Linked DNA regions of Homo sapiens: region 2 is linked to region 1. A link is a loop called in an ENCODE intact Hi-C map of the cell type or tissue named here. Cell type or tissue: heart right ventricle. All regions are shown on one strand. Each heading gives the region's core, and the rest is flanking DNA. Links, peaks and the distances in the headings are about the cores only. Region 1 overlaps RECK (reversion inducing cysteine rich protein with kazal motifs). Region 2 has its middle 28 kb from the start of OR2S2.

The links. Peaks named below come from ENCODE experiments on the same cell type or tissue, not always from the same donor. Only the 100,000 strongest peaks of a DNase experiment are listed, where the experiment ranks them.
Region 2: it touches region 1 in a loop (3-fold over the local background); 1 of 110 quality-filtered maps calls a loop at or near these places.

The regions. Positions count from the first base shown.
Region 1 is chr9:36,041,782-36,049,781 of GRCh38, forward strand. All of the region lies in intron 1 of RECK (reversion inducing cysteine rich protein with kazal motifs), which reads left to right. Among named protein-coding and RNA genes, the nearest start is that of RECK, 8.9 kb to the left of the region's middle. In heart right ventricle, for the core only: no CTCF peak of the experiment used is centred there; no DNase peak of the experiment used is centred there; H3K27ac peaks cover 2,430 bases.
Region 2 is chr9:35,980,190-35,991,609 of GRCh38, forward strand. It overlaps the pseudogene OR13C6P. Among named protein-coding and RNA genes, the nearest start is that of OR2S2, 28 kb to the left of the region's middle. In heart right ventricle, for the core only: no CTCF peak of the experiment used is centred there; no DNase peak of the experiment used is centred there.

The sequences.
Region 1 (8,000 bases), core at 1-8,000:
TTTTTTTGCACATAGTTTCCACACCCTCATAAAATGTCAGCTTCCCAGCCTCAGCTCTTCTTGACCTTATAGCTGCAGAGCCCACCACCAACTGGCTGCCTGCCTCTTACCTGAGTATGATTTAGTCCAATTTATCTTTTGATTTAAAAATCATATGATGTTTTCTAAATTATAGGTGAGTTACCATATGAAATATGGTACTGAAATAGTATTAATATAGTGAGAGAAATTTTTTTGTACTTTTTTCCTGTTAAAAAGACATTGTATAACTATAGGATATTACTACTTTTTTTTTTAGTAGGTTTTAGGGGAACAGGTGGTATTTGGTTACATGAATAAGTTCTTTAGTGGTGATTTCTGAGATTTTGGTGCACCCATCACTACAGTGTACCCAATGTGCAGTCTTTTATCCCTCATCCCCCGCTCACTCTTCCCCTGCTGCCACCGAGTCCCCAAAGTCCGTTGTATTGTTCTTATGCCTTTGTGTCCTCATAGCTTAGCTGCCACTTGATAAATGAGAACATACAATGTTTGGTTTTTCATTCCTGGGTTACTTCACTTAGAATAATGGTCTCCAACTTCATACAGGTTGCTGCAAATGCCATTATTTCATTCCTTTTTATGGCTGAGTAGTATTCCATAGTGTGTGTGTGTGTGTGTGTGTGTGTGTGTGTGTGTGTGTGTACACATATACCACATTTTCTTTATCCAATGGGCATTTGGGCTGATTCCATATTTTTGCAATTGCTAATTGTGCTGCTACACACATCTACCACATTTTCTTTATCCACTTGTTGATTGATGGGCATTTGGGCTGCTTCCATATTTTTGCAGTTGCTAATTGTGCTGCTATAAGCATGCGTGTGCAAGTGTCTTTTTCATATGACTTCTTTTCCTCTGGATAAATATCTAGTAGTGGGATTACTGGATCAAATGGTAGATCTACTTTTAGTTCTTTAAGGAATCTCCCTACTGTTTTCCATGGTGGTTATACTCATTTACATTCCTACCAGCAATGTAAAAGTGTTCCCTTTTCACCACATCCACTCCCACATCTGTTATTTTTTTATTTTCTAATTATGGCTATTCTTGCATGAGTAAGGTGGTATTGCATTGTGGTTTTGATTTGCATTTCCCTGGTAATTAGTGATGTTGAGCATTTTTTCATATGTTTGTTGGCCATTTGTATATCTTGTTTTGAGAACTGTCTATTCATGTCCTTAGCCCACTTTTTTTTTTTTTTTTTTTTTTTTTTTTTTGTTGAGACGGAGTCTCGCTCTGTTGCCTAGGCTGGAGTGCATCTCGTGATCTCGGCTCACTGCAAGCTCCGCCTCCCGGGTTCACGCCATTCTCCTGCCTCAGCCTCCCGAGTAGCTGGGACTACAGGCGCCTGCCACCACGCCTGGCTAATTTTTTTTTTTTTTTTTTTTTTTTGCGTTTTTAGTAGAGACGGGGTTTCACCATGTTAACCAGGATGGTCTCAATCTCCTGACCTCCTGATCCACCCGCCTCGGCCTCCCAAAGTGCTGGGATTACAGGCGTGAGCCACCGAGTCCGGCTCCTTAGCCCACTTTTTAATGGACTGTTTGTTTTTCTCTTGCTGATTTGTCTGAGTTCCTTGTAGATTCTGGATATTAGTCCTTTGTCAGATGCATAGTTTGCAAAGATTTTCTCCCACTCTGTGGGTTATCTGTTTACTCTGCTGATTATTTCTTTTGCTGTGCAGAAGCTTTTTAGTTTAATTAAGTCCCATGTATTTATCTTTGATTTTGTTGCTTTTGCTTTAGGGTTCTCGGTCATAAAGTCTTTGCCTAATTCAATGTCTAGGTGGGTTTTTCCGATGTTATCTTCTAGAATTTTTACAGTTTCAGGTCTTAGAATTAAGTCTTGATCAATCTTGAGTTGATTTTTGTATGACGTGAGAGATGAGAATCCAGTTTCATTCTTCTACATACAGTTTGCCAATTATCCCAGCACCATTTGTTGAGTAGGATGCCCTTTCCCCACTTTACGTTTTCATTTGTTTTGTCGAAGATCAGTTGGCTGTAAGTATTTTGCTTTATTTCTGGGTTCTCTATTCTGTTCCTATGTGCCTATTTTTATACAAGTACCATGCTGTTTTGGTGACTATAGCCTTATAGTATAATTTGAAGCTTCCATTTGAATTTTAGGATTGAAATTCAAATTTTAGGAACTAGAATTGTTTTTTCTAGTTCTGTGAAGAATGATGATGGTATTTTGATGGGAATTGCATTGAATTTGTCTATTGCTTTTGGCAGTATGGTCATTTTGACAATATTGATTCTACCCATCCGTGAGCATGGGATATGTTTCCATTTGTTTCTGTTGTCTGTAATTTCCTTCAGCAGTGTTTTGTAGTTTTCCTTGTAGAATTCTTTCACCTCCTTGGTTAGGTATATTCCTAAGTATTTTATTTTATTTTTTTTTTTTGCAGCTATTATAAAAGAGGTTGAGTTCTTGATTTGATTCTTAGAGTGGTCACTGTTGGTGTATAGCAGTGCTACTGATTTTATACCTTGATTTTGTATCCTAAAACTTTATTGAATTCGTTTATCAGATCTGGGAGCTTTTTGGATGAGTCTTTAGGGTTTTCTAGGTATACGATCATATGATCGGCAAACAGCAACAGTTTGACTTCCTCTTTACCAATTTGGATGCCCTTGATTTCTTTCTCTTGTCTATTTGCTCTGGCTAGGACTTCCATTATTCTTTATTAGTCAGTGAATCTAATTTTTGAGCTGAGCACTGTGCTAATTGTACCAAGAAGCTTACAATCAATCTGGGGATACCAAGAGAACCCACATGAAATGATTAGAGAAGAGTTAAGTGTTAAAGTTTCCTACTCTCACTAGAATAGTAGGGTCTTAAATAACAAAAACATCAACATGGCCTAGAGTTGTTGGAGAAGAAAGGCTTACTAAGAATTAAGATGATAGTTAAGCCTTGCAATATGTTTGGAGTCAGCAGGAAGTGGGCATCAAGCATTTCAGGCAGAGGACTGCATTCTAGGTAAGTGTAGATTTTCTTTGCTAAAAGTAATAGAAGTTTAGGGAAGGGAAGGCTAGAGAAAGACTTTGAAATTTTAGAATTGGAATAGCAGGAAGCCATTGTAGGACCTTGATTAGAAGAGGGATGTCATGAAAGGTCTGTTAAAAAAAGTAATCTGGCAGTCATATTGGTACTACAATTGACTTAATATAATTGGCTGCTGCAGCAGTGCAATATGAGGCAAGCAGTGGAGAAGGATGTATGTAACTTGCAAATGATTCGGGAAAAAAACAAAATATGTATCTATCCATACATACATACAGATAGATATGGCAGTATGACAAGATGTTAGCAGTGTTGAATTGAGGTGGTGAGTATGTGGGTAATCCTCTCACTATTTGGCGCTTCCTTGGCTGACTGTATACTTTATGCAGATATACCCACGTGTATATTTTTAAAGGGTTAAATGTGACAATTTCATGAATGTATTTATAAGTTAAAGTTGCAGTTCTCATTTAAATGTTTTTTAAGTGATTGTCATTTTCCAAGTTGTTTTGAAAATTAAAATTTGATTAAAAATAAGATTTTACATTAAAAAACAGATTTTTAAATTAATTTTTTAAATTTGAATGATCTTTTTCCAGTATCAACTCAGATTTAGTTTTTTTCTCCTGAAGTGTGTAATACACACTCAATGCACGTGCACACACACACATCTATGTATGTATATGTGTGTGTATATATATATTTATACACATACACACTGTTTTAGTTGTTCTTTAGGGAGACATTAATTAGAGGGAATCTTTTTTTTTTTTTTTTAGGAAACAAGAATTGCTTTTCATTAACCAACTGAATTATAGCTTTTGTGAGACATCTGTGGCAAAAATCCCTTTTAACTTCAAAAATCCTATAATTCTATGGATATTTCTTAGTTTTGGATTAGGGTGTGTATTTGTTTTTTTAAAGCTAGTTGGCTTTAGAAGCTGCGTTTTTCTGCATGTGGCTGGAGCATGTGCTTCCTGCTTACTTGCCTGTCTTTAGTATACACATGGCCAAAACCAGCAGCTGAAACTCGATGTTTCTAATTATTGGATAATTCTGCTTGCATATTTTCAGGCTACACTAATACCTTCTTAAGCCCAAAAAATGTGGCCTTTAGTAATCAATTTTTAATTTTTATTTTATAATCACAGACTATTGGAATAAGAATGCAAGATACGACACTCATACTGATGTCTTTAATGAAGATAACACCTGTGTTTTTTATTTTCATCATAGCAGTGTCAAATTTTATTTTGAATCATTCCATCTTTATCTGTTCAATTCCATTTTATGAAAATAAGCAGAGTTTTAAACTATTATTCTTGAAGAATATGTTAGGATCAAATTATAAACCCAGAATATGTCTAGAATTCATTATCTTCTCTTATAGAAAGCATTAGGCCTGGGAGAGTTTTGTTTTGTTTTGTTGTATTGTAATAGTTGAATGACCCAATTAATCCCTTTTAGTTGCTCTGAAAAAGATAAAGACCCTTAAATGCCACATTAATTGCATTTGAATTCTTCTCCCATTGATAACGAAGTCATATGAATGGATGTCTATTTGTAGACATTTATTTCTTGAAAAATATGCAACGTTAAAGATTCTAATAAGCTTTAGCTATTTCAAAGGAAGAAAAATGTGTGCAGATACAATAATGGCTAAGGGTAAGAAGAGAGTGTAGAAAATGTGACGGAGCAGAGGTCCCCTGTCCTGTTCGTGGAGAGTGGCAATGCCCTCAAGAGAAGACATATGCTGTTACAGAAGAACATTTGGTTGGGAGGAGGAAAGAAGTTATTACCAGAAGACTTTAGGCTTCCCTCTTTCATCCCATTTTGTCAGAAGTATCAAAAAGTCTTTTGGAAAGACTAGAAGGAATATATGCCAAAATGTCAACAGATGTTGTGGCAGGACAGTGGAAATATAATTTTTCTTTTTCTTCTTGTTTTCCAAATTTTTGAGGTTTTTTAAATGAAAAAAAGAATTATTTTAAAAATTTAACTTTGAGGGATACTCCCCTATAGATTTGACCTTCACCATTTAATTGGAAAAAAAGGCTTTTATAGTTATATTTTTAGTAAGACCTCTGTTAGTGGAGTTTTAATTATAACACATTTTGTGTTTCTGTTTGAAATAGACCTTTGCTCCAAGAAATTGTTTTTCAAAAATCCCTAGGTCCAAATCAGACTCCTGTCTGCCTGATTGTTTACTTTTTGCTGAGCCTTTTTCTGTTTATTGGGACCATATGTTATCTTGAATTACCTTTGCTTACGACCAGCAGGATTTTCTGCCCTCACATGAACTTTGTGTTAGAGGCTAGTAGTAGAAAGTGCCAACTTCTAGAGCTCTTCAAAAGAGCACATCAGTGTCACTCAGGAGAGCCTTTTTTCCTGACTATCCTCCCAGTCTAATGAGGGTAGGGACATAGCAGAGTCTTAGGAGATGGATGTAGTTTCGTGTGGCATTGCAGAGGAGTTGTTATAAGAAAGCGTCGGCCAGGTGTGGTGGCTCATACCTGTAATCCCAGCACTTTGGGAGGCCAGGGTGGGCGGATCACTTGAGGCCAGGAGTTCAAGACCAGCCTAGACAATATGGCAAAACCCCATCTCTACTAAAAATACAATTAGCCGGGCATGGTGGTGCATGCCTGTAATCCCAGCTATTAATACTTGGGAGGCTGAAGCACAAGAATCACTTGAAGGTGGAGGTTGTAGTGAGCCAAGACTGCACCACTCCACTCCAGCCTGGGTGACAGCGCAAGACTCTCAAAAAAAACAAAAACCCTTATGAGTGCTTCGGTCCTCCCTTGTGTTAGCCCTTCATAGAAAGTAACTACAGCCTTACTACAATCAAGGCACCTTTTTTTTCTTCTGAAATGTAGTGAAATTTTTATGTGTCCTTCAGAATTTTGTAAACCAAATGTTTAGAACTTCAAGACATGTTTTGACATAGAAATAGTATTAGAAAGCCAGTCTCAAAAAAAAAAAAAAAAAGGCTAGCTAACCCCACAAGTCTTTTATGAAACTGATCTATAGTAATATGGCAGTAACATCCTAGACCCTGTCGTTGTTTTATGGAAAAGTGATTTCCAGTTTAAAACTTAGAAACTTGGTTGGTAAGATCTGAAGAGGACTTCTTTTATTCATTTGTTTACTCATTCATTTCTCCTCAATACCAATCCTACTTTTCAATAAAAAAAGTTCTACTTTTATCTAATATGTATACTGAAGTTGTACAGATTTCATTTGAAGAGAGGATTATGTTGCATACACACGCACAGACACACAGGTTGAATATATATATATATATATATATATATATATATATGTAAAAACAGGTGTTTTAAACCATTGTACCAGATCTACCTGCCTGAAATGTAGTATTTTTCCCTCCTGTGTCTTTTGACTTGCCAATTCTAGACAGCTGCTGACAATGCCAACTCTATCCTCTTTTCAGTCTTCTGCGCTCTACAACAGTTACATGCCTCTGATGATTATCGCTATAGCCAATTTATGAATTCCTCTGGAGCCATAATGCTGCTTGGCAACCTTTTTCCTTTTCTCTAATTTGACATTTCTTTCTCTAAGTTGATGAAGCAGTGTTGTTTTGAACACAGGTTTGAGAAACATATTTATAGTTGTTTCCTTTCTCTATTTTCCAAAGTGGCTGTTTCAGGCCTCTATAATTTCAACTCAAGCCCCCAACCCTATCTCAGCCCTATCTATTTTCAGATCTAATCACTATTTCACTGAGAAAATGAGGTGCTGTCAATTTCCCTGTTAATTTATCGGTGTCCTTGAATTCTTTACTCTTGTCTAGATTTTGTCCTACTACCAGGTGGTAACCTGGGTGAAGTTAGAGAGCATAACTTTTGTTCACTATTGTATCCCTATTCCTAAACACAGTGCCTCTTTTAAAACCCACATGCCCTTCCAGGAACCACCTCATTTCTCTATATTCTGTTTTACTTCCAACTGGATATAATGTAATTCAGTTCTGCCACCCAGAATCAGCATCTACCCCGCAAGTTAAAGGGCATGGTCCCCAACAAGATTGCCCTTAATCCAGACACTAGCTTTAGTTCAAGGGTCCCCAGGCCACCCACACTTTTGACCAACTGGCTATAAATCCACGGTTCCCATGACCCCCTCAGGTTCAATAATTTGCTAGACCAACTCACAGAACTCTGGGAAGCACTATACTTTAAATAATGGTTTTAATATAAGGGGTACAATTCAGGAGGACCAGTCAAATAAAGAGCCTCATAGGGTGAGATCTAGGAGGGAATGCAGAGCTTCTATGTCCTCTTATGGAATCAGGTGCATCATCTTCCCAGTACATCAATGTGTTCAACCAGGAAAGCTCCACTGAGCTTCTATGTCCAGAGTATTGATTGGGGTTTCATTACATAGGCATACTTGATTGAATTATTGGTCATATGGTTGAGATCAATCTGCAATCCCCCTTCAATCCCTGGAAGTTGGGAGATCAGGTTGATACCATGTGGCTAAAAGCCCCAGCTCTTTAAACACATGGCTGTTCTTTCTGGTGTTGCCAGCCTCCATCCTGAAACTATCTAGGTCAGGGGTGTCTAATCTTTTGGCTTCCCTGGGCCACACTGGAAGAATTGTCTTATGCCACATGTAAAATACACTAACACTAATGCAAAAAAAAAAAAATCTCGTAATGTTTTAAGAAAGTTTACCAACTTGTGTTGAACCACATTCAAAGCTGGGCCTGGGCCACATGCAGCCCATGGGCCACCGTTTGGGCAAGCTTGATAGGTGAGACCATGGGTCACCTTGTTAGCATAACAAAGACACTCCTATTACTCGGGAAATTCCGGTGATTTAGAGTCTCCCTCCCAGGAACCAGGGAGAAAGGCCAGTCAAATTATTTATTATACAGTGTTCTACAACTGCTCAAAAGTAGACTTCCTCAAAAGAAT
Region 2 (11,420 bases), core at 1,685-9,684, 60 kb before region 1:
CAGTGTGTGGAGCCCTAACAGTGTTTGTAAGGGACTGAGATGGCTTCAACCCGGCCAGAGTGTGGGAGGTTCCTAGGTGCTTGGGGAGGGAGATGGGTGACCCAAAAGATTATAGGCAGTGGCTTGGGTGGTGAACGGGATCAGGAAGGCTTTTCAGGGAATGACTTGAAGGACAGGAAGGGCTATATGGGAGGAAACAAGAATGGGAAGCTGCCCTCATCTCCTGGAACCACAGGTACCATTCCTGTCTGTTTGGAGTTGGTCTGCCTGGGTAATAATGGTGTGTAGCCTCACCTGAGAGAACACTGCAAAGCCCAGCTTGGGAGAATGTGGCCCTCTGTGTGCCTGGAGCAGTGCTTTTTCTCACCTCTCATCCAGGGTGAGTCCAGTAGGTTGGTCACCTGATCCTGGAGCTGGCTCTTTCCCAGGAGGACTTATCTGTCTTTGTGTCTTTTCATTTATTTCTAGTTATTTCTCATGTCTTATCTGCAGGGAAGGCACCTCCCGTCATTTATTCTGACTCTCTGACTACATCCCAGCTTGCCACCACTTGCCTCCCCATTATCTGTTTGATCTCTTTCTGGGAAGGCATCTCATTGCCTGCCCAGGTTCATCTTTTCTCTTTGCACAGTTCTGACTGCCAAAAAGTGTTTGCTCATATTGACACAGGCAGTGAAATCTCAAGATTTGCCCCTATAAATGTGATGATGGTTCAGCTTCACTCAAGGATTGTGAGTTAATAGGAAGATATCAGACTTAGGCACTGGGGAAACTGGCATTCGCCAATCACTCAATGGATGGAAATTGTTAAGTCCCTTTTCCTCTCTGAGCCCCAATTTCCACACTGCTCACTTTGGGATAGATTATTTTACAGAATATTCCATCCCAGGGACTAAACGGCCTCATACATTTCTCTCTTGGACTTCCTTTTACAACACGGAGAAGTCTTTTATTTTTCTTGTCCTTTCTCCTGTGCCACTAGATCTGAGGCCACGGATGGGGCTGAGTCAAGAAGAGTGAGTTGTGAGCAAAGAAGAGTTACAAATCTTTAAAAAGTTGCCCTCTTTGTTTTTATCATAAAATATGTTAATAAGGGGCTATAAATATCCAATCTTGTCTGAAAGCAGCAGCCAGGTGAGTTAGCACCTGAAGTGGGTGAAAGTTACATTTCTTGTCTTTGTTCTGTGTTTGGGTAAAAGCCACAAAGGACCACGCATTGCATATATGAAGCAATTTAAATTCCACTCTGTATTGGGGTCTTTTCTAGTCTCTGAAGTGATTTAAAGCTTATAAATACAAGTCACAAAGTTAAGAAACTTCTTGTACATCTGGGGTCATGTCCCCATGATCCAATTATTCTGAAGTCTCTCCAGAAATAGTTTCTTCCCTCCTTCCCTCTCTTCCTACCAATTCTGCGGTGCTGTTGGAAAACATTAGAGAGGAAGGATCATCCTGACCTTGCCCAAATTAACATGAAACCCCGTCAATGAGAACTCTCACCAGAGTTCATGATAGACTGTGAAACCCACCACACAGGAAAAATCATTGTGTGGTCAATGTCCCTTTGACCATTTCCAAATTCAGGATCCCAGGGTTGGAAGAAAGCCAGCAACCTCGAAGATCTCTTGTCTGTATCCCACCAAATAGGTTCTATTAGGCAGCTGTTACCCAGGCCAGCCTTTTAAAGGGTCATAAATAAACCTGGTTGTGGCTCCTACCAGAGAGTTTCAGAGGCACAGCAGCTGTGGACTTCAAAAAGAGCAGTCAATCACAGAAGTGGCATCCTGTTGTGCACAGCTGAGTCTTTTCCTGTGTGTGTGTGCATGAGTATCCTATATCTGTGCATTTGTGAGAGCATTGCTGATTTACCGCTGGGATCTGGTAACCTCCACTTCTAAGATCCAAAGCTGAGAGCTGTGACTGCCCAGGTAGCAGCCAGAAGCATCTTCAATGTGGACCACTGTTTTCTGATACACTATAGTTTCTTAATCACATTCCAGTTTTCCCTTTCCCATTTAATTCTAATACTGGGGGTGGTGTGATGAGCTCTCATTCCACAGATGTTCTTGGTGTGCAAGAGGAGCCTGCCCAGCGTCAGCAAGAAATAAGACTCGGGCAATCCTGACCACCTCTTCCACAAATGAATACACCTGCCTTGTCCACCAGCTCTAAAAGTCCTAGAATCAAATACATGCCACATTCATAGTCATAAGCCGTTATGCCTTGCATTGGATTTTTTCTTTCTGTAAGATATATTATATATACAAAAGAGTATGAAAAGCATATGCAGGCCAGGCATGATGGCTCACGCCTGTAATCCCAGCACTTTGGGAGGCCAAGGCGGGCGGATCATGAGGTCAAGAGATAGAGACCATCCTGACCAACAGGATGGTTTGTATTTTGTAAAAATACAAAAATTAGCTGGGCGTGGTGGTGCACGCCTGTAATCCTAGCTACTCAGGAGGCTGAGGCAGGAGAATTGCTTGAACTTGGGAGGCAGAGGTTGCAGTGAGCCAAGATCGCACCACTGCATTCCAACCAGGTGAGAGAGCAAGACTCTGTCAAAAAAAAAAAAAAAAAAAAAAAAAAAAAAAAAAAGGATATACATACCATTCAAGGAAAAATAAGAAAATACACACCATGCACCCCTTACCCAGGTTAAAAATTAGTATGTCCCAGTACCTTAGAAACCCCTCTTATTTCCCTCCTCAATTACATTCCTCTCTCTTCCCTCTCTCCTAGAGGAGACCACTATTCTGACTTCTGTTAACATCTATTAGTTTTGCTTTTTAAAAACTTTATATGAATGGAATTATACAGTATACAATCCCTTGTGTGTATCTTTTTATACAGCATAACATGTGAGATACATTCACATTTTTGCATGTATCACGTTTTCATATGTACTGCAAGTTTTGCTGCAGAAATCAGTAGCTTTTTTTTAATTGTAGTGCAGCATCCCATTAAATAAGTATAATATAATTTAAGTATTCATTCTACTGTTGATAGACTTTTGTGTTATTTCCAGTTTCTGGCTATTATTAATAAAGCTGTTATAAACATTCTCGTATGTGTTTTTTGGTAGAAATTTACCCTTATGTCTCTTGCTTATATAGCAATAGAACTGGGATTTCTGAGATACATTTCTTTCATTTTAATAAGCATTTGTTGAGCTCTTACAGTGTGCCAAGCTCTGTGGCGGGCAATTGGGGCAATTGTGTAGATGTATACCAGACATGTAGCCTGTCTTTAAGGAGCTCATAGTTTAGAGGAGGAGATTGGTATGTCCATAATTCAAATAAGGCTGAGTAAGTTCAGTGCTACATTTGTGTTAGAAGCAACATGTTACAGGCAGGCAAAGGAAGGAGTCATTAACCCTCACTTAGAGTCAAGGAAGTCTTCTCAGAAAAAGTGATATTTAAGCTGATCTCCAAATAGTAGCATTTTCACTGGTAATAAATGGAGAAGGAGAGGGCATTCTAAACTCAAGAAAACAGCTCAAAGGCAAGGTGTTTGAAAATGTACAGTTGGTCATTGATGTAGATAATAAGGGCTGGGGTAGTATATCATTAGAGGACAGGATGTAAGAAGAATTTAGTGGTCTATGAAGATTTTGGAAGATCTTAAAAGTTCAACTAAAGACTCTAGGTTTCCCTCCAGAGGCCCTAAGGGTGACTACTTTGGATGACAGAAGTGACATCTTTTGTCTTTTTCAAGGATAATGAGCCCATCAGAAGCCAGTTTTGTCTGTGCCTAAGTAAGCACCATGGTGGCCATAGTGTTGGCACAGATACACCTCAGGCTTGCTGGAAAGTGTGCAGGGTGCAAATAAGAGTGCCCCACAGACTGTTGAGGAGGAAGGTGTGGTCTGTGCTACAATTTTACGGGGAGACATTGCTTGGCTCAATTTCCTTTAGCCCCACCCCCCACCCCTTGCTGCTTGGTGATTCTCCCATGGTTGAAGAGGATATTGATGTTGTATGAGAATCAGATAATTTAAGAGCTGAGAATAATCTGAGCTCATTGTACAATTGTGGAGACTGTGAGTCAGGCAGGAAGGGTCTTGCCCTGGAGAATGCAGCCTATATGAGGAAGAGCCAGGCTCAGCATCCAAACTTAACTTCTAATGTAATTATTCTGATATTGCCTCTCATAAAATCCTGGACATATTCACAATTTATTAATGTTAGAAATTGGGAGTAAATCTACTGAAGTAAAAAGGGCTGGGGCAGAGAAAGTGAGTTGGTGAATAATATATTGTAGTAATTACATTCCCCAAACTTACTCAAATGTTTTTTCTGCATCTCTATGTACAACTATGGAGTAATCATTAGGAACTATCATTGAGTGAAGAAGGTAGTGTGGAAAAAGTGTGTATTGTGTGCTATCTTTTAGGTGGGAGAATATGAATATATCCATATATTATATTTTTTAATGGAAAGATAAACCACTAAATTTGAGAAGTGGTTATCTGTAAGTGAGGAAGGTAACAGGATGAAGGGGACAAGGATAAAAGTTAGATTTCATTAAATATACCTTCCCTTGTAGATTTGACTTTGTTTTTTTAAAATTATTTTTCTTTTTATATATTTCTTTTCTTTTCTTTTTTTGGAAACAGAATTTTACTCTGTTGCCTAGGCTGGAGTGCAGTGGTACAATCTTGGCTCACTGCAACCTCCACTTCCTGGACTCAAGCAATCCTACCACCTCAGCCTCCCAAGTAGCTGGGACTACAGGCATGTGCCATCATTCTTGATGAATTTTTTTTTCTAAGTTTTAAATTTGTATACAGATAAAGTCTCACTGTATTTCCCAGGCTGATTTTGAACTTCTGGGCTCAAGTGATCCTCCCACCTCAGCCTCCCAAAGTGGTGGGATTACTGGCATGAGCCTCCTCACTTGGCTAGATTTGAGTTTAGAGCCATGCATTTTTATAATTAGAAGATGGAAAAAAGCAAAATTCAAAAGCAAATGAAGTATATAAACCAAATAACTATAAGAGAGGAATTATCCCGACTAACTTTAAAAATCAATAATTTGTACATATCTAGCAGGAATTACCCTAAGGAGAAAAGGAATATCAAACAAAACAAAGAATAAAAAACAAGAATAAGAAGAAAAGTTCTCTAGAATCTTAAGCTTTTTTTTTTTTAGTATTCCTATTGATGAAGGTAGTATTAGTATTGTTATTCCAAAATTATTTTGTGTGTATATTTGCGGAGTAAATCAAATGATCAATTATGTTAGTGTCACTGAGTATCAAGATTTTTGACATATTGAGAAGCTACAAATGTAAAATTATTGAGGTTACTTGGAAACTATAGACCTGAATATAAGGTGGAAGTATCAGTGTGAAATTGTCATAGTTTACCTTAAAAAAAAAAAAAAGAACAAAACTGTATTTTCTAACGCTTTCCATAAAAAGGGATTAGATATGATGACAAATTCAGTAGCAAGGAACACCTTTAGCACTCAGATTATGGTATCCAAACATCATTTTCCAATAAAAAGAACCAGAGCTCTTGGAGAAATAGCTGATTCCCAGGCTGGCACAGGAAATAGGAAAGTTGAACCTGAATCGTTTTCTCATCCCAGAAAGCAAGGAAGCCATCAAAGACTATTAGGGGCATGTGAAAAGGACTTAGGAATACTGAGTCATTAACTACAGCTAAAAGAAAACATCTGGCTGGTGTGGTGGCTAACACTTGTAATCCCAGCACTTTGAGAGGCCAAGGCGGGTGGATCATTTGAGACCAGGAGTTCGAGACCAGCCTGGCCAACATGGTGAAACCCCATCTCTACTAAAAATACAAAAATTAGCCAGGTGTGGTGGTGCACGCCTGTAATTCCAGCTACTCGGGAGCCTGAGGCAGGAGAATCACTTGAACCCAGGAGGTGGAGGTTGCAGTGAGCTGAGATTGCGGCACTGCATTCCAGCCTGGGTCACAGAGTGAGACTCTGTCTCAAAACAAAACAAAACAAAAAACAAAAAAAAAACTGTTAAGTTTCTCCATCTAACCTCTGGTATGCAGGAAAAGCAGACACATATCACAGGAAAGCAATCAGTAAAATGCAGACCATGGGAAATTCTCCAACACAGACAACTCAGTTTCTTACATAGACACACACAGTAAGTAAACAAAGGCGATAAAGGGAAAACTATAGATTAAAAGAGATTTATCCACTAATTATAATGGACCTTTTAAAGATCTTGATTAAGATAAACAAATTGAGAAAGAAATATATTTAAAAGACATTTGGGGGCCGGGTGCAGTGACTCATGCCTGTAATCCCAGCACTTTGGGAGGCCGAGATGGGTGGATCACCTGGTTGGGAGTTCGAGACCAACCTGACCAACATGTTGAAACCCTGTCTCTACTAAAAATACAAAAAATTAGCTAGGTGTGGTGGCGCATGCCTGTAACCCCAGCTACTCGGGAGGCCGAGGCAGGAGAATTGCTTGAACCTGGGAAGCAGAGGTTGCGGTGAGCCGAGATCGTGCCATTGCACTCCAGCCTGGGCAACAAGAGCGAAAACTCCGTCTCAAAAAAAAAAAAAAAAAAAAAGACAAAAAGACATTTGGGGCCAGGCGCAGAGGCTCTCGCCTGTAATCCCAGCACTTTGGGAGGCCATGGCGGGTGGATCACCTGAGGTCAGGAGTTCGAGACCAGCCTGGCCAACATGGTGAAACCCCATCTCTCCTAAAAATACAAAATTAGCCTGGTGTGGCGGTGCCTGCCTGTAGTCCCAGCTACTTGGGAGGCTGAGGCAGGAGAATCACTTGAACCCGGGAGGCAGAGGATGCAGTGAGCCGAGATTGCGCCACTGCACTCCAGCCTGGGCAAACAGAGCAAAATTCTATCTCAAAAAAAAAAAGACATTTGGATAAATGTGAATAGTGAGTGAAGAGTTGGTGATATTAACATATAATATTTTAAAAGGTGTGATACTGGTAATTTAATTATGCTGAAAAGATCATGCCTGTAGTCCCAGCACTGTGGGAGGCTGAGGTGGGCAGATCATTTGAGTCCAGGAGTTCGAGACCAGCCTGGGCACCACAGCGAAATCTGGTCTCTATAAAAAATTTTAAAATTTGCCGGGTGTGATAGTGCACACCTGTAGTCCCAGCTGCTTGGGAGGCGGAGGTGGGAGGATCACCTGAGCCCAAGGAGTTTGAGGCTGCAGTTAGCTGTGATCGTGCCACCGAGCTTCAGCCTGGGCGACAGAGTGAGACCTTGTCTTGAAAAAAAAGAAAAAAAAGAAAAAAAAAAGAGTGTCTGTCATTTATTATAGATACACACTAAATTATTTAAAAATGAAATGCTGCTGGGCACGGTGGCTCACGCCTGTAATCACAACACTTTGGGAGGCAGAGGTGGGCGGATCACGAGGTCAGGGGTTTGAGACCAGCCTGGCCAACATGGTGAAACCCGGCTGGGCGTGGTGGCGTGCGCCTGTAATCCCAGCTACTTGGGATGCTGAGACAGGAGAATCGTTTGAACCCAGGAGGTGGAGGTTGCCGTGAGCCAAGATCACGCCATTGCCCTCCAGCCTGGGCAACAGGGTGAGACTCCATCTCAAAAAAAAAAAAGAATGAAATGCTATGATGATCTGGGATTTGCTTCAACATAATTCAAAAGTGGGAGAAGTGAGGAGGTGCATGGCTGAACAAGATATACCACGAGGTGATTATTGAATCTGGATAAAAATACCTGAAGTTAATGGTTCTATTTTTTCTAATTTTCGTATAGGGGTTTGAACTTCTCCATTATGAAAGCATTAAAAATAAGACTTCTTCTAATGTTGTGCCATGTTGCTATTCCTAAGAATATGCCAGTGGATAATGTGTGTTATTTGTTTAATACACATTGGCTTTCATCAGCTAATAGACAATAAAAATAGTTTCATTTATATCCATTTTTTTTTTGCATTGTCTTTGTTAAACTTTGGTGTCAGAATACTCATTCCATACTCAGCAAATACCTATTGAGTATTTAGTGTGTACCAAGCACTGTAATTGCTATGAAGAGTAGAAAAATAAATAAGACAGATGCAATTACCGTCCTCAAGGAGCTAACTGTCATGCATAAAACGATTTGGCAAGGTCTCCCTATTTTTTTATCCTATGAAAACCACAGATAACACAGAAATTATCCATTCTTTTAAAGTTTGGCATCATGTTTTTGACCATTTTTTCAACTTTCCATGGGTAATGGAATCAGCACATTCAGCATCAAGAATTAATTAGACTTAATGGGTCTTTGCCGTTCATTGTTTTTCACTGTATTGTATACACTATGTCTTGCAATCATTTATTTTTAACTCTTTGTTGAGAGAATTTCTTAAATCAAATTTCTCGTTCAAAAAGAAATTAGGGAGATGTGTACTTTCTTTGTTTTCACATAATGGCAAATATCTTTTTAACCTTCATGCCTGTGCAATGGTCATCTGTGTGTGGAACTTCTGACCCTTAACCCGTTTCCCTCAGAGCTCTGTGAACATTGTTCTACTGACTTCTACATATAGGACTGCAGAGCAGAAGGCCAGTGGCATTCAGATCCTTATTCCTTGTTAGGTAATCTGTTTTATTCTGTGGAAAAGTCTAGAAATATCCTGCTACATATGGAAATCAAAACATATCCTTGGATCTAGATAAGGTATCTATTTTGCCACAGCTCTTACCTGGTGGCGAAACATTTATGAACAAAAGACCTAAAACCTCTTTTTTTTTCTTTAATTTTTCCATAGGTTATTGGGGTACAGGTGGTGTTTGGTTACATGAGTAAGTTCTTTAGTGGTGATTTGTGAGATTTTGGTGCATCCATCACCAGAGCAGTAGACACTGCATGCTATTTGTGGTCTTTTATCCCTCACCCGCCTCCCACACATCCGCCCACGTCCCCAAAGTTCATTGTATAATTCTTATACCTTTGTATCCTCATAGCTTAGCTCCCACAGATCAGTGAGAACATACGATGTTTGGTTTTCCATTCCTGAGTTACTTCACTTAGAATAATAGTCTCCAATCTCATCCAGGCAGCTGTGAATGTTGTTAATTCATTCCTTTTTATGACTGAGTAGTATTCCATTGTATATATATCAGTTTCTGTATCCACTCGTTGATTGATGGGCATTTGGGTTGGTTCCACAATTTTGCAGTTGCGAATTGTGCTGCTATAATCATGTGTGTGCAAGTATCTTTGACCTAAAACTTCTGTTTGGGGAAATGTTTCTTTTTTGGTTTTAAACATTATTTGTTTTCATCTGCTCTATTTTCTCCTTATGAATTTCATAATGGGTTCCCCTGGTCTGTCTTCCATGCCTCTCATCTTTTCTCAAACAATTTAAACCTCCTTGTCTTTTTCTTTCCCCCTTAAGTCTAGGAGAGCAACCTATGTAACAAACTTGCACATCCTGCACACGTACCCCTGAACTTAAAATAAAAGTTTAAAAAAAGTTATTTTTAATTTAAAAATTCCTTTTAATGTTTGTCTTAAATGCTGTCTATTGAATTGTATTTGTTCAATAATTGTTAACTTTTTTCCAAGAAAATGTTCTTATCTCTCAGATATCTTTTCTCCTAGCCTCTTTTTATAGGCAACTCTTGTTTTATTGATTCAAAAGTCTCTTTAATTCCATTGACAAAACTACTGAGAATTTTCTTTAACATTTTCACCATCTTCCCACGTTAACTGATTTTCAGCAAAGGCTGTTTATTTTTTAAGTTTTTGAGATGGAGTCTCACTCTGCCGCCCAGGCTGGAGTGCAGTGGCACGATCTCAGCTCACTGCAGTCTCCACCTCCTGGGTTCCAGCGATTCTCCTGACTCAGCCTCACGGGTAGCTGAGAGCACAGGCACGCACCACCACGCCCGGCTAATTTTTGTATTTTTAGTAGAGATGGGGGTTTCACCATGTTGGCCAGGCTGGTCTCGAACTCCTGACCTCAGTGGATCCACCCGCCTTGGCCTCCCAAAGTGCTAGGATCTTATTTTAATTGTTAGTTTGTTTCTATGGGGTTAAAAGTTTATGTCAGAAATTTTCTATTCTGCTGATCCTTTTAACTGGACTTCTAGACTGATCACTATTTGGAGCCGACTTGGAATTCCTCACAATCATGTGGGTGATTCTTAGATGTCCCCTGATGGGCATTATTTCTGTCTTCCTCTGACTATTACGTGGCCTCAGGGATTCTTTAGTGGAAAACAAGTGATGGCTGCCACTTGGCTGCATGCTTGGTTAAACCAGGTCAGGTGATTAATACAATTTATTTGATCCTCCTGGACTTATCTCAGTTTTCGCATTACTCTGATGGCTCATGAGAGGCCACTGGTATCTAGGACAGAGCCCAGGAATGAACAATATCTTCCAAAAGAAAAAGAAAAGAGGATTGTGCCCTTGACCCTTGCATCAGTTTTGTCACACCTTCCTTACTCCCCTCTCTTCTCCAAGAGCATTAATGATTTTCTGGTGAGGACTCTGAGTAAGGACAAGAGAGAGACAAAGCTACAGGTTAATTTATGAAGATACAGAGACAGAAAAATTCAGCAAACAGTTTTAAGAATTTATATGACAACCAGAAAAAAAACAATGAGGAGAAAAATAAAACTAACTATTATGTAATATGGAGTAGGAAGATCTTGAAAGGTAACATAAAAGTAAGGACCCACAAGAGTTTCTATATTCTTTTAAAAGTGCTCGCTTACCTTTTCAACAAATGTGTTGATTCAAATTACTTCTCTGGGATCTGGGAGTAGTCCAGAAGCCAAAAATAGCCAATCTGGTCAGAAAGCAGCAGCCAAATATGTTCAAAGAAAGAAGCCGTGGAGCAATTGAATCAAAGACCTACAGACTAGAGCTTTTCATTCATCCAACAATAAAAATGTGAAGAGTTACTTTTCCTTGACATCAATTCATTCAGTATCCATCATGGAGAATGAGAACTACGAGGCTAGACAAACAAGAACATACTTTGGTGGAGTTGCATTAAATGTGTCCTGTTCCTACAGAGCCCTTCTATGTAATGAGATTCTGTGTAATGAGATTTACCCATGTAACCTTTGATCAACTTGGTCTTTCATCTTGTCCTCTGGGACTCTCAGGTGGGAGCAGTCAGGAAGCACAGAGCCATCAGGACCCCTCCACCATCACTGCAGGAAGCGTTTCTGAAATACCAGGTTCCTCACAGCAGCCTTCACTTCCTTGTTCCTCAGGCTGTAGATGATGGGGTTGAGCATGGGGGTCACCACCCCATAGAAAAGGGAAATGAGTTTGTCTGCAAGGTCCTGTTTGTCTGCTCCCAGTGGGTCCTTAGACTTGGGCTTCCCGTACATGAAGAGGATGGTCCCGTAGAAGACGATCACGACAGTGAGGTGGGCAGAGCAGGTGGAGAAGGCCTTTTTCCTCCCCTCAGCTGAGGGG